2 separate regions of the Homo sapiens genome follow, and region 1 is linked to region 2. A link is a contact called in ENCODE Hi-C or POLR2A ChIA-PET data. All regions are on one chromosome and are shown on one strand. The core of a region is the stretch at or near the end of the contact, and the rest is flanking DNA. Distances in the headings are between cores, read along the strand shown.

The links. A loop is a pair of places that touch in the nucleus more often than their neighbours do. ChIA-PET counts read pairs that join two places held with the same protein, here RNA polymerase II (POLR2A). Pooled maps may share reads with other maps.
Region 1: a pooled map shows a loop between it and region 2 (12-fold over the local background). The contact joins two enhancer-like sites. A Hi-C loop is called at or near these places in 1 of 37 single-sample maps with no recorded cell type and 9 of 50 pooled maps. POLR2A ChIA-PET finds 5 or more read pairs at or near these places in 1 of 52 experiments (WTC11).

The regions. Positions count from the first base shown.
Region 1 is chr4:151,029,834-151,036,372 of GRCh38, reverse strand. No RefSeq gene overlaps it. Among named protein-coding and RNA genes, the nearest start is that of LRBA, 18 kb to the right of the region's middle. RefSeq lists an enhancer at 4,166-4,445. Within about 2 kb of position 4,257, at least 4 of the 41 ENCODE cell types and tissues checked have a DNase peak (open chromatin) inside an H3K27ac peak, as active enhancers do.
Region 2 is chr4:150,825,592-150,832,073 of GRCh38, reverse strand. LRBA (LPS responsive beige-like anchor protein) reads left to right here. Exons shown (of 57, transcript NM_001364905.1): 29 at 98-257; 30 at 3,453-3,894. Among named protein-coding and RNA genes, the nearest start is that of LRBA, 190 kb to the left of the region's middle. Within about 2 kb of position 3,778, at least 5 of the 41 ENCODE cell types and tissues checked have a DNase peak (open chromatin) inside an H3K27ac peak, as active enhancers do.

The sequences.
Region 1 (6,539 bases), core at 3,008-5,507, 200 kb before region 2:
GGGTGACAGAGCGAGACTGTCTCAAAAAAAAAAAAAAAAAAAGGATTGCCAAATTTAATGGTCATCATTAATTGATCCTCAGAACAATCCTCTTTGGTAGGTATTATTAGCTGTGTTTCATAGGTGAAAAAAGTGAGATTCAGAGGAATTAAGTAAAGAATATAGGAAATGGCTATAAAATAGAATTCAACTTCCCTTTCTCTTATTATTTGAAATGAATTCTTTCGGAAACTAGCGGTGAAGGTTTATTTAAGTATACTCCTTTTGGTTTCTACTAAATAGGGAACCTAAATTATAGCACTTAAACTGAATGGACTCACAGGCCCCTGGATGCGGTACATTTTTTTTTTTTTTTTTTTTTTTTTTGAGGCAGAGTCTTGCTCTGTTGCCAGGCTGGAGTGCAGTCGTGTGATCTTGGCTCACTGCAACCTCCACCTCCCAAGTTCAAGCAATTCTCCTGTCTCAGCCTCCTGAGTAGCTGGGATTACAGGCATGCGCTACCATGCCTGGCTAATTTTGTATTTTTAGTAGAGACGGGGTTTCTCCATGTCGGTCAGGCTGGTCTCAAACTCCCGACCTCCGGTGATCCGCCCGCCTTGGCCTCCCAAAGTGCTGGGATTACAGGCATGAGCCACTGTGCCTGGCCATCTTTCTCTTTTCTTTCTTTTCCTTTCTCTCTTTCTTTCTTTTTTAAATTTAAACTGGGGTAATTTGTCATCTTCAGGCAGTTGAACCAGTCTGATGGGTACACCTCCCACTTCCCCCATCAGAAACTGGCTTGACATCTTACTGTTCATTGGCTGATGGTTAGAGCTGGATCGACAGGTGCAGCAGTGGAAAAAAAAAAAAAGCTTTGCAAACTCCACAAAGAGATTTCGTAAATAGAAATGAAGGCTGTGTAAACAAAGTACCTGTACTGTCTCTAGTTTCCATGGCACACTGAACCAAGCACAAAGGGACCACAGTAGACAGCCTGCAATCCACAAACAGTCTTTTTATAGGGTGGAGTGGGGTGGGAAAGATTTCTGGCTTCTGTTTTTGTCTAAAAAATCTACTGACCAAAACTTCTGATTCCAATAGCTCACATGTAGGAATCCTGAAGAATTTTCAGTAATTAAAAAAAAGTGACCAAGATATAAGTAAGAACTCAGTTCTCTACAAAGGAAGTCAGAATAATTATTTGTTGATACTAGAGCAAAAGGATTTTATAAGATTGGAAATGGAGTGCAGTTTGTAGTCTATGAGCAGTTGTGGGAGTGCTAGAGGAGGGTCTAGGGTGTTGGGGTGGTGCATTCTGCAGAATGGAGTTCGGTAACTATTCTTCTCGCTAGATGTGGTATGAACTTTGCTTATCCTTCTCTCTTTTCATTACCTACAAAAAAAGTGGCAGAGAGGAAGTAGGCAACAGTGGTAACTGAGCAGGCAGAGCTGGAGTTTGTACCAGTTTATAATGTTTAGTTCTAGATTCTTTTTTGATATATTTTGAAAGATTAGTACTTATTATGTGATTTGAAAGAGTTGCATCAGAGATCTGATTCTGAAATAAAACCAATATTTTTGATTCATAGAAACTAATGGTCTGAGTGAGCAGAGAAGAAACTGTTGTCAAGAGTTCCCTCTTTTGATCCAAGAAATTAATGGAATTTGCGACTGAATCAAAGATTATATGGACATTCCAAAGGCTAACCAGATTACCTGGCAAATAGAACACTTAACAGATAAATTGATTGGATTTTTTTTTTTTTTTTTTTTAAGATAGAGTCTCGCTCTGCTGCCTAGGCTGGAGTGCAGTGGCACGATTTTAGCTCACTGCAAACTCCGCCTCCCGGGTTCAAGCGATTCTCCTGCCTCAGCCTCTCGAGTAGCTGGGACTACAGGCATGCGCCACGACGCTGGCTAATTTTTGTATTTTTAGTAGAGATGGGGTTTCACCATGTTGGCCAGGCTGGTCTCGAACTCCTGACCTCAAGTGATCCACCTGCCTTGGCCTTTCAAAGTGCTGGGATTATAGGTGTAAGCCACCGCGCCCAGTCTAGAAAAACTTTTATAATTTTTTTCAAGAAATGTAAAATACAGCCGGGCATGGTGGCTCATGCCTATAATCCCAGCACTTTGGGAGGCTTAGGCAGGCAGATTACTTGAGTTCAAGAGTTCAAGACCAGCCTGGCCAACATGGCAAAACCCCGTCTCCACTAAACATACAAAAAATTAGTCGGGCATGGTAGCAGTCACCTGTAATCACAGCTACTTGGGAGGCTGAGGCTGAGGCAGGAGAATCGCTTGAACCCGAGAGGCGGAGGTTGCAGTGAGCAGAGATCGTGCCATTGCACTCCAGCCTGGGTGACGAGAGTGAAACTCCGTCTCAAAAAAAAAAAAAAAAAGAGTAAAATACGGTCATGCCTTAATTATTCTAATAATGGCTTACATTTATTAAGCAATAATTGCTTTTGGAGTATCATGGTAAGTGCTTTACCTGTAATCCTCACCATGGGTATTCTTAGTATAGACTTTTTTTCCTTTTTTGAGGGGGGCGGGGACAGGGTCTTGCTCTGTCATCCAGGCTGGAGTGCAGTGGTGCCATCTCAACTCACTACAGCCTCAGCCTCCTGGGCTCAAGTGATCTTCCCACCTCACCCTCCCAAGCAGCTGGGACTACAGGTGTGCATCACCATGAGTGGCTAATTTTTGTATTTATTTTAAAGACGGGGTCTCCCTATGTTGCCCTAGCTGGTCTTGAACTCTTGAACTCAAGTGATCTGCCCACCTCAACCTCTCAAAGTGCTGGAATTATAAGTGTGAGCCACCATGCCTGGCACTCTTAGTATAGTTGTTTTATAGGTGAGGAAACTGAAACTTCAATAATTTGTTCAATAATTTCTCATAAATACACAGCCAGTAGGTCATGGTAGTAGCACCAGATGTGTTAGGTGCTAAAGGCTATGCTGGTAACTAGTACATAATTTTATGATGTTTATAATAGCAAAACATCAGGAAAAAACTTGAATTTAAATAACAGAAGATTGCTTAAATTGATTTATTATGGTTTAGTCATATATTAATATACAGTTATTATATTATATACAATTAATATTTAAACACAAGTGGCCACGCAGTGTCTCATGCCTATAATCTTAGCACTTTAGGAGTCCAAGGCAGGTGGGTCACTTGAGGTCAAGGGTTCGAGACCAGCCTGGCCAACATGGCGAAACCTCGTCTCTACTAAAAATTCAAAAATTAGCTGGGTGTGGTGATGGGTGCTTGTAGTCCCAGCTACTCAGGAGGCTGAGGCAGGAGAATCACTTGAACCTGGGAGGCAAAGGTTGCAGTGAGCCAAGATTGCACCACTGCACTCCAGCCTGAGCGACAGAGCAAGACTCCATCTCAAAAAACAAAACAAAACAAAACAAAGAACCAAAAAAACCCCAAAATTCCACAAGTGACATGGAAAATGTTAATGATATATTTTTACGTGAAAAAAAAGCAGGGCACAGTATGTTTGGCATAATCTCAATTCTGTAATCCACATCCATTTAGTGGGAAGACAAACATACAGCAAATGAGTGTTGCAATTATGGGTGGTTTTTTTTTTTTTTTTTTTTGAGACAGAGTCTCACTCTGTCGCCCAGGCTGGAGTGCAGTGGCGCCATCTCAGCTCACTGCAACCTCCGCTTCCCAGGTTTAAGCGATTCTCCTGCCTCAGCCTCCTGAGTAGCTGAGACTACGGGTGCGCACCACTGTGCCCAGCTAATTTTTTTTTCTTTTGTTTAGAGATGGGTTTTTACCATGTTGGCCAGGCTGGTCTCAAACTCCTGACCTCGTGATCTGCCTACCTTTGCCCCCGAACATGCTGGGATTACAGGCGTGAACCACCGCGCCCGGGCCCCTTGGGTGTGTTTTTTTCTTTCATTTTTGAGCTTTTCTACATTTCCCAAACTTCCTTCAATTAACACGCATTACTTTTGCAATTATGTAAGATCTCTCAATGTTATTTAAAGCAGAGGTAAGAAATATAGTTAAGGGAAATAAATGTACCGTCATCAATTTCCTGACATATAACGAACATTTTGTGGGGAAAGGTGGAGGGGAAAACAGCATGTGAATGTCGCTGTAGCACAAATACATGCTCTTTCCCAGGTGCAGTCACCAGTACAGATATGTCTCATAACTTTCCATTAGCAATTATCATACTAACCAGGGGCATGAGTAAGCACAATCACATCCTGATCATTTTCCTCCTTCTTGAGTCACTTTCCTCCCCTGGCTTCCCTAACTCCACATTCCTATTTTCTGTTTACCACATTGGCCTCTCCTTTCTCAATCTCCTAGTTCCTTCTCCTCTAAGCACCCCTATTTACCTTTCAAAGAGCCCCAGGCTTGGTCTTGAGTCTCCTCTACCATCTAACACAGAGAAAAAGAAAATTAAAATACCTCCCAGAGCCTGGCCAATGGCAAGCAAGTGAAGCTACTCATTGATTTCACTGCTAGTCCTCTTCTAGCTCAACTCCCGTCAGGAACACCTCAGTCACGGGTGTATTCTCCCCACTTGCTCAAGTCAAAAACCTAGAAGCCATCTTTTGTTTCTCCCTTTTTTTTTTTTTTTTGGAGACCGAGTCTCGCTCTGTCGCCCAGGCTGGAGTGCAGTGGAATGATCTCGGCTCACTGCAAGCTCCGCCTTCCGGGTTCACGCCATTCTCCTGCCTCAGCCTCCCGAGTAGCCGGGACTACAGGCGCCCGCCACTGCGCCCAGCTAATTTTTTGTATTTTTAGTAGAGACGGGGTTTCACCGTGGTCTCGATCTCCTGACCTCGTGATCCGCCCCCCTCTGCCTCCCAAAGTGCTGGGATTACAGGCGTGAGCCACCGCGCCCGGCCTTGTTTCTCCCTTTTCACTCTTCCTCACTCCCTCATGTCCAAAACAGTAACAAATCCCGTTGGTGCTCTTTACTTTTCTTTCTTTCTTTTTTTCTTTCTTCTTTTTTTTTTTTTTGGTAGAGATGGGGTTTTCAAAATATATCTTTTTTTTTTTTTTTTTTTGAGACAGGGTCTCACTCTGTTGCCCAGCCTTGAGTGCAGTGGCACCATCTTGGCTGACTGCAGCCTCGACCTCCTGGGTTCAAGTGATTCTCCCACCTCAGCCTCCTGAGTAGCTGGGACTACCGGCTGGCGCCATCACACCTGGCTAATTTTTGTTTTTTTTTTGTAGAGACAGGGGTTTCTCCATGTTGCCCAGGCTGGTCTTGAACTCGTGAATTCAAGTGATCTGCCCACCTCTGCCTCCCAAATTGCTGAGATTACAGGTGTGAGCCCCAGCGCCCGGCAAAATATATCTTGAATCCTTTTCTTTTTCTTTTCAGCCTCCACCTTGCTTAGACTATTTAAGTGTTGTCCTAAATGGTCTCTTTGCTTTTATTCTTGCCTGATCACCATCTGTTCTTCACACACAGCCAGCCAGTTGCACTCATCTCTGCATTTGGAATTGAAACCTTAGGGGATATGGCTGTGGTCTTCTTTCATTCTTCCTATTGCAAGGTTAATATTTACCAAGCTTGCTGAATTATCACAATTCCAAGTTAAATTAGTAGTACCAAAAAAACAGTGAATTCACTTTGGTTTCCAAATATTTAATAGTCAAATGTTTGGGAACATAAAAAAAAAACAAAAAGGAAAAGAACAGTAATATTAATTTGCTCAATTGTTCTGTTCACCTTGTATGCCACCACCTTGGTTAATTGGTTAATAATGGCTGAGGGTGAATTAGAAAAAGAGGAAAATTACATTCTTTTTTTTTTTTTTGGAGATGGAGTTTAGCTCTTGTTGCCCAGGCTGGAGTGCAATGGCGCGATCTCGGCTCACTGCAACCTCCGCCTCCCAGATTCAAGCAATTCTCTTGTCTCTGCCTCCTGAGTAGCTGGGATTGCAGGCACATGTCACCACGCCCGGCTAATTTTTGTAATTTTAGTGCAGACGGCGTTTCATCATATTGGTCAGGCTAGTCTCGAACTTCTGACCTCAGGTGATCTGCCTTCCTCAGCCTCCCAAAGTGCTGGGATTACAGGCGTGAGCCACCGCACCCAGCCTATATTCTTTTCTTAATTCTCACCCATCTGTAAAGAACACAACACAAAGGCTGAATGTAATAAATGTGTACTATAGTCTGGAGGTGGCTTACCAAACTTGTTTCCATTTAAGTTAGTCTTACCTCATTTTTCCAGGGCCTCAATTCAATAGATTTTTTTTCTCTCTCTTTTTGTCTTCCAAGCTTCTACGATTATGACTCATGGAACTAAAACTAGATTAGTACTGCTATGTGTTACTTTCTGTATTAGATTTTTCTCAACTAGTTAAAATGACATAAGCGAAATATATATTTTTTAAAGCTTAAACACTAAGTAAAATGTTCTAACAACCTATTTTAAAAGGTTTAATTTAGCAGAGGAATAAAGACCTTCTAATTTTACTGTACAACATAATATAGTTTTTTCTGTAGTTGCTGATCACGGAACTTCCATTAATCTCATTTAGATTCTGGAAATTAGAGTA
Region 2 (6,482 bases), core at 2,529-5,028:
GATTTGTGAACATGTTTTGTATTTAAACATTGTGATGTAAAATATAATGATGTTATTTTATGGTTACATAATCAACTCCTTTAATTTTTTTTCCCAGGAGGATAGCAAACAAGCTCAATTTTTAGCCTTGGCAGTAGTATACTTTATCTCTGTTCTTATGGTCTCCAAGTACAGAGACATTTTGGAACCCCAAAATGAAAGGCATAGCCAGTCATGTACAGAAACTGGCAGTGAAAATGAGAATGTATCACTCTCTGGTAAGTTTGCATTTTCTATTCCTTTGTACCAAAGTTCAAATAAATGTTACTTACTTTTGATGGTTAAAATATTGATATTGGAATTTAAATCCATTTCTGTGCAAATTAAGGGAGAGCATACATATATTTTTATTATTAACTAAAAGTTGTGGCTTAAATATAATGTAATTAATTGCAATTGGGATATTTTTTGTTCTTTAAATGAACTAATTAAATGTAAGTCAGAAAATGTTATACAAAAAGAGTTGAAAAATTTTATTGACTTCATTTGCTGTGAAGAATCACTAACTCATATTCTAAGAGACAGACTTGTTAACAAGTAACTGCAATAATTGGAGTATTAAAAGTAGCTTCCAGTTATAAAAGTATAGTTAGTTAAGTAGCTGTTGCAATTATAGAAGTAGCTACCACCCAAAGGAGGCAATTTATTATTCACTCGATATTCATTCAATATCTACTGGATACTTGGGTATATATTCATGACTAAAACAAAACAAAAAATCTGTTTCCTTATGGAGCTTATATTCTAATGGGAGGAGATAGAAAATATCTACATGCTATAAGTAGATTGTGTAGTATTTTAGAAGGTGGTGAAAGTGCTAAAAAAAAAAAAAAAGAAAGTAATAAAGATGGTAAAAATATCAGGAATGACCAGGAGTAATTGGGTATGGATTTCTCTTTGAGGGAAATGAGAACTCATTGGAGGGTCTTGAGTACAGGAGTTACAATTTATGTTTTAAAAAGTACCTCTGGGCTGGGCTTGGTAGTTCACGCCAGTAATCCCAGCACTTTGGGAAGCCGAGGCAGCTGGATCACTTGAGGTCAGGAGTTGGAGACCATCCTGGCCAACATGGTAAAACCCTATCTCTACTAAAAATACAAAAAATTAGCCAGGCATGGTGGTGGGTGCCTGTAATCCCAGCTACTTAGGAAGCTGAGGCAGGAGAATCGCTTGAACTTGGGAGGCAGAGGTTGCAGTGAGCAGAGATCCCACCACAACAACTCCAGCCTGGGTGACAGAGTGAGACTCCGTTTCCAAAAAAAAAAAAAAAAAAAAAAGTAACTCTGTATTCTGTGTAGAGGATATAGCGTAGAGGGCAAGGATAATCAGTGTTTTTGGCTGGGTACTGCTGTTTAATACCTTACCCTGCACTTAGTGTCCTAAGACCATAACCATTTTAATCTTTCCTTCATGATTTCTTGAGTTAGATTTGGATAGGGCACGGTGGGCATGGTTTATCCCTGTTTCAGATGATGTTTGCTGGGTCTGGAAAATCTAAGATGACTTTTCTAATAGTATATATAGTGCCTCAGGTGGGATGGCTCCAAGAGCTGAGACTGACTGACTAAAACAGCTGAGCTGGGGTTGTGTGTCTGCAGCCTTGATACTTGTTCTCAACTGAGTTCCTGGTTTCCTTCATTAGTTTGGAGAGCATCTCTGTCTCCATATCGTCTCTCTACATGTTCTTTCCAGCAAGGTAGATCAGAAATAAGCCACACTTCTTACAGAGATGTTCAGAGATTCTGGGAATGCAAGAGCTGCCAGACCTTAAAACGTGGGCCAAATACTGGCCCACTGCTGCTTTTGCCAGATCCTGTGGGTTATTGTCAGTCAAGCCTAGTCCAGATTCAAGGGCTTGTCAAGGGATGCATACCAGGAGACATGGGGCAGTAGGATTATTAAAACAACCCTCTTCCACAACAGTTAGGAAGGAGGATATTGCAGTAATCAGTAATCCAGGCAAGAGGTTATGGTGGGTTGGATTAGGTTGGTAACTAGAGATGGTGAGAGGCAGTCAGATTCTGAATATGTTTTAGTGGTAGAAAAAACAGAATTTTAAAACATTAGGTGTGCATTTTGTGAATGAAAAAGGTAGTCAAAAATGATTACAAGGTACAGTGGAGTAGATTAAAGGTGAAAGAGATTTTCAGGGAAAGATAAAAAGAGAAGAAATTCAGTTTTCAGCATGTTGAGTTTGAGAGGTTTTTTTAGACATGTAAGATAAGTTGTAGGGTAGCAGTTATATTTAATAGTTTGAGTTTTTTGGTGGGGAAATATAGTGGTATTTAAAACTTGGAGAATGAATGATACCACGAAGGGACTAAATGCAGACAGAGAACATAAGAGGAACAAGGACTGAACCTTGTGTCCCTCCAACTTAAGAAATCAGGGAGAAAAAGAGGTGAAGGATGTTAAGAAGGAACAGTCAGTGAAGTAGTACAAGGAAAACAAAAAGAGAATGGTGTCCTGAAAGCCGAGGAAAGGAAGCATTGTCTAGTTGGAGGGAATAATCAGCTGTTGCTGTTATGTGAAGTCCTATTAGGACTGAACACTGACCATTGGAGTTAGCAAGATGCAGATTTTTTGGTGACCTTGATAAGACTATTTTTGCTAGAATGGGTTGAAACCCTGATTAAAGGGAGTGAGAATTAAAAGAGAGAAAAGGAGGTGTTCCTTGTTGAACTGGATTTTAAGGATCATTGAATTATTTATGCACGTAGAAGGGGTAACAAGTTTTCCAGCTGCAGTAACCATGTTTGAGGTAGAGCTTTTTATTTTATCCTAAAGATTGCGGACTTGGGCCAGGCATGGTGGTGCATGCCTATAATCCTAGCACTTTGGGAGGCCGAGGCAGGTAGATTGCTTGAGCTCAGGAGTTTGAGACCAGCCTGGGCAACATGGTGAAACCTCATCTCTACAAAAAAATAGAAAAATTAGCCAGACGTGGTAGCACATACCTGTAGTCTCAGCTACTTGAGAGGCTTAGGTGGGAGGATCGCCTGAGCCCAGGAGGTCAAGGCTGCAGTGAGCCTAGGTCACACCACTGCACTTCAGCCTGGGCAACAGACTGACACACACACACACACACACACACACACACACACACACACACCCCCAAAAAAGATTATAGACTTTTTCTTACAGGCCAATGACTTTCAACCTTGTGTTGCTACCCATTACTTTAGATCATTTTTGCAAGTATTTTATTATTTATTTTATTATACCATCTGTCTTGATAATAGGTGCACCCACTCAGTACATTCTGTAGAATACGTAATTAGTTTTTGCTTTTTTAGAACATGATGTATTTCATAATTCAAAACAGTAGATAGCTATTAAAACAGAATATACCTTTTAAAAATTAGTTCTAAACTTTTGTTTGTTTATTTCTTGTGTTTCTGGGTATGATATAGAAATCACACCAGCAGCATTCAGCACTTTAACTACGGCATCAGTGGAAGAATCTGAAAGCACATCATCTGCTCGAAGGAGGGACTCAGGCATTGGGGAAGAAACAGCCACTGGTTTAGGAAGCCATGTGGAAGTAACTCCTCACACAGCACCTCCTGGTGTCAGTGCAGGCCCAGATGCAATCAGCGAGGTGCTATCTACTCTTTCTTTAGAAGTCAATAAGTCTCCGGAAACCAAAAATGATAGAGGAAATGACTTGGACACTAAGGCTACACCGTCAGTTTCAGTTTCAAAAAACGTCAATGTGAAAGACATTCTCCGAAGCTTGGTTAACATACCAGCAGATGGAGTCACAGTGGATCCTGCCCTTCTGCCACCAGCCTGCCTTGGAGCCCTTGGTGATCTATCTGTGGAACAACCCGTGCAGTTCAGATCTTTTGACAGGTACTGATAATAGTTTTTCGTTTTGGTATGTTTCTACATCTGACCCTTGAACAACATGGGGGTTAGGGATGATGACGCCCTGTGTAGCCGAAAATCCACATATAACTTTTCACTCCCTCAGAACTTAACTACCAATAGCTTATGTTGATCAGAAACTTTACTGATAACATAAACAGTTGATTCACACATATTTTGATTGTTATATGTATTATATACTGTAATCTTACAGTAAGGTAAGCTAGAAAAAAAGAACATGTTATTAAGAAAATCATAAGGAAGGCCAGGTGCAGTGGCTCACATCTGTAATCCCAGCATTTTGGGAGGTTGAAGTGTGTGGATCACCTGAGGTCAGGAGTTCGAGACCAGCCTGACCAACATGGTGAAACCCAGTCTCTACTAAAAATACAAAAATTAGCTGGGCATGGTGGGGTGTGCCTGTAATCCAGGCTACTCCAGAGGCTGAGGCAGGAGAATCGCTTGAACCCAGGAGGGGCAGTGGTTGCAATGAGCTGAGATCGCACCATTGCACTCCAGCCTGGGCAAGAAGAGCGAAACTCTGTCTAAAAAAAAAAAAAGAAAAAAAAAGAAATCATAAGGAAGAAAAAAATATATTACTGTTCATCAGGTGAAGCGAATCATCATAAAGATCTTCATCTTTCTTGTCTTCATGTTGAGTATGCTGAGGAGGAGGAAGAGAAGAGGTTGATTTTAGTATCTCAGGGGCAGTTGAGGTAGCAGAGTTGGAGAAAGTGAAAGGGGAAGCAGGAGAGGCAGACACACTTGGTGTAAATTTACAGAAATGCACTGGAATTTCTTTCTGACCTTTTTGCTTTTTTATTTGTCTAAAAATGTTTCTATGTGGTACAAACCCTTCTTTCACCATTTGCTTTAGTTTCAGTGCCTGTATCATAGAAGGGTGAATGTCATAAAAGAAGTTAAAAGCAGTCTTGAATCATTAGAACCCTTCTGCCAGATTGTCTAATGTCAGTTCATTTTCTGGTACTGCTTCTTCTATGTCTTCCTCATCTAATAGTGGTTTGGATGTTCTTGTCTCCGTCAAATTGTTTTCCCTCTGTTGATCCTTCTGTTCTTGTGGTATCTGTTAGTTCTTGAATTTCTCTGAGATTCATATCTTGAAACCCTTCACCCCTCACCTTTTTGTCATATCTATAGTCTCTCATGATTTCCTTGATTAGTTCTGTCAGAAATCCTGTGGAGTCATGCACAACACCTAGAAACACAGTCTTCTCTAGGAGGAATTTATTGTTTCAAACTTGATGGTTTCCACAGCTTTTTCTGTAACAGTGATCCTCAGTGGTATAATCCTTCTAGACTTTCACGATGTTCTGTTGGGTTCTCTTCCATAGTGTTGACAGTTGTTTCCTAAGAATGCCATGTGTAATGAACCATAAAGGTCCTTGTGACCTCCTGTTCTAGAGGCTGAATTAGAGAAGTTGCGTTTGAGGGCAGTTAGACCACTTCAACACCCTCAGTGTTGAACTCATGAAGCTCTGGGTGGTCAGGAGCATTGTCCAATTGTAAAAGAACTTTAAAAGTTAATCTCTTACTGATAAGGTACTTCCTGACTTTAGGGACAAAGTATCAATAGAACCAATCCAGAAAAAGGATTCTTTTTGTCCAGGCCTTCTTGTACAACCAACAGACTTGCAGCTGGTGTTTGTGTTTTCCTTTCAAGGCTCAGGGGTTAGCAGCTTTATATTAATAGATAAGGGCAGTCATGATCATAAACCCAACTGCATTTGCACAAAACAGTAGAGTTAGCCTATCTCTTCCTGCCATAAATCCTAGTGCTCACTTCTCTTCCTTGCTAATAAATATCCTTTGTGGCTTCCCCCCCATCCCAAATAGGTTACGTTTGTCTGCATTAAAAACCTGACTGGGCTGGTCCTTTCTTCTAAATGATTTTCTTGATGTCTAGGAACTCATCTGTTGCCTCTTGGTTGGCAGAAGCTGCTTCTCCTGTTATCTTGATCATCCTTTGCTGGCATTAAATCTAGCCTTAGATTCTTTTTTACTTAAATTTGACATATAATGACTTCAGTTTTTCTCAAATCATGTTAGAGTCTATAGGTATGCCTTTCTTATAACAATCCTGTACCCACATAAAAGCTGCATTTTCAGTGCAAGATAAAGATATTTCACAAAAAGTGCAAGTTTTTTTTGTTTTGTTTTTTTGTTTGTTTGTTTTTTTGCCTCCTGGTGTCACTGCAGTGACAACTTTGCCAACTTCCTTTTCTTTACAATAGTTCTTATGCGGGATTAATTTCTTTGGAAATGGCAGGCAACCATAGCTACAGACCTCAATCTACAGTACATATCAAGCAATTCAACTTTTTCTTATAATGTCATGACTTTTCCCTGCTGCTTGGGAGCATGTCCAGTATTGCTAGTGGCACTTTGTATGGGTCCCATTATGTTATCAAAGGTTTATAATATTGCAGTAAACATGATGAAAAATATATGAGAACTGGGAGAGAGCACTTTTACCGTGATACACAGTTTACTGGAGAGACAAACTTCCCAGTACTTTGGGAGGCTGAGGCGGGTGGATCATTTGAGATCAGCAG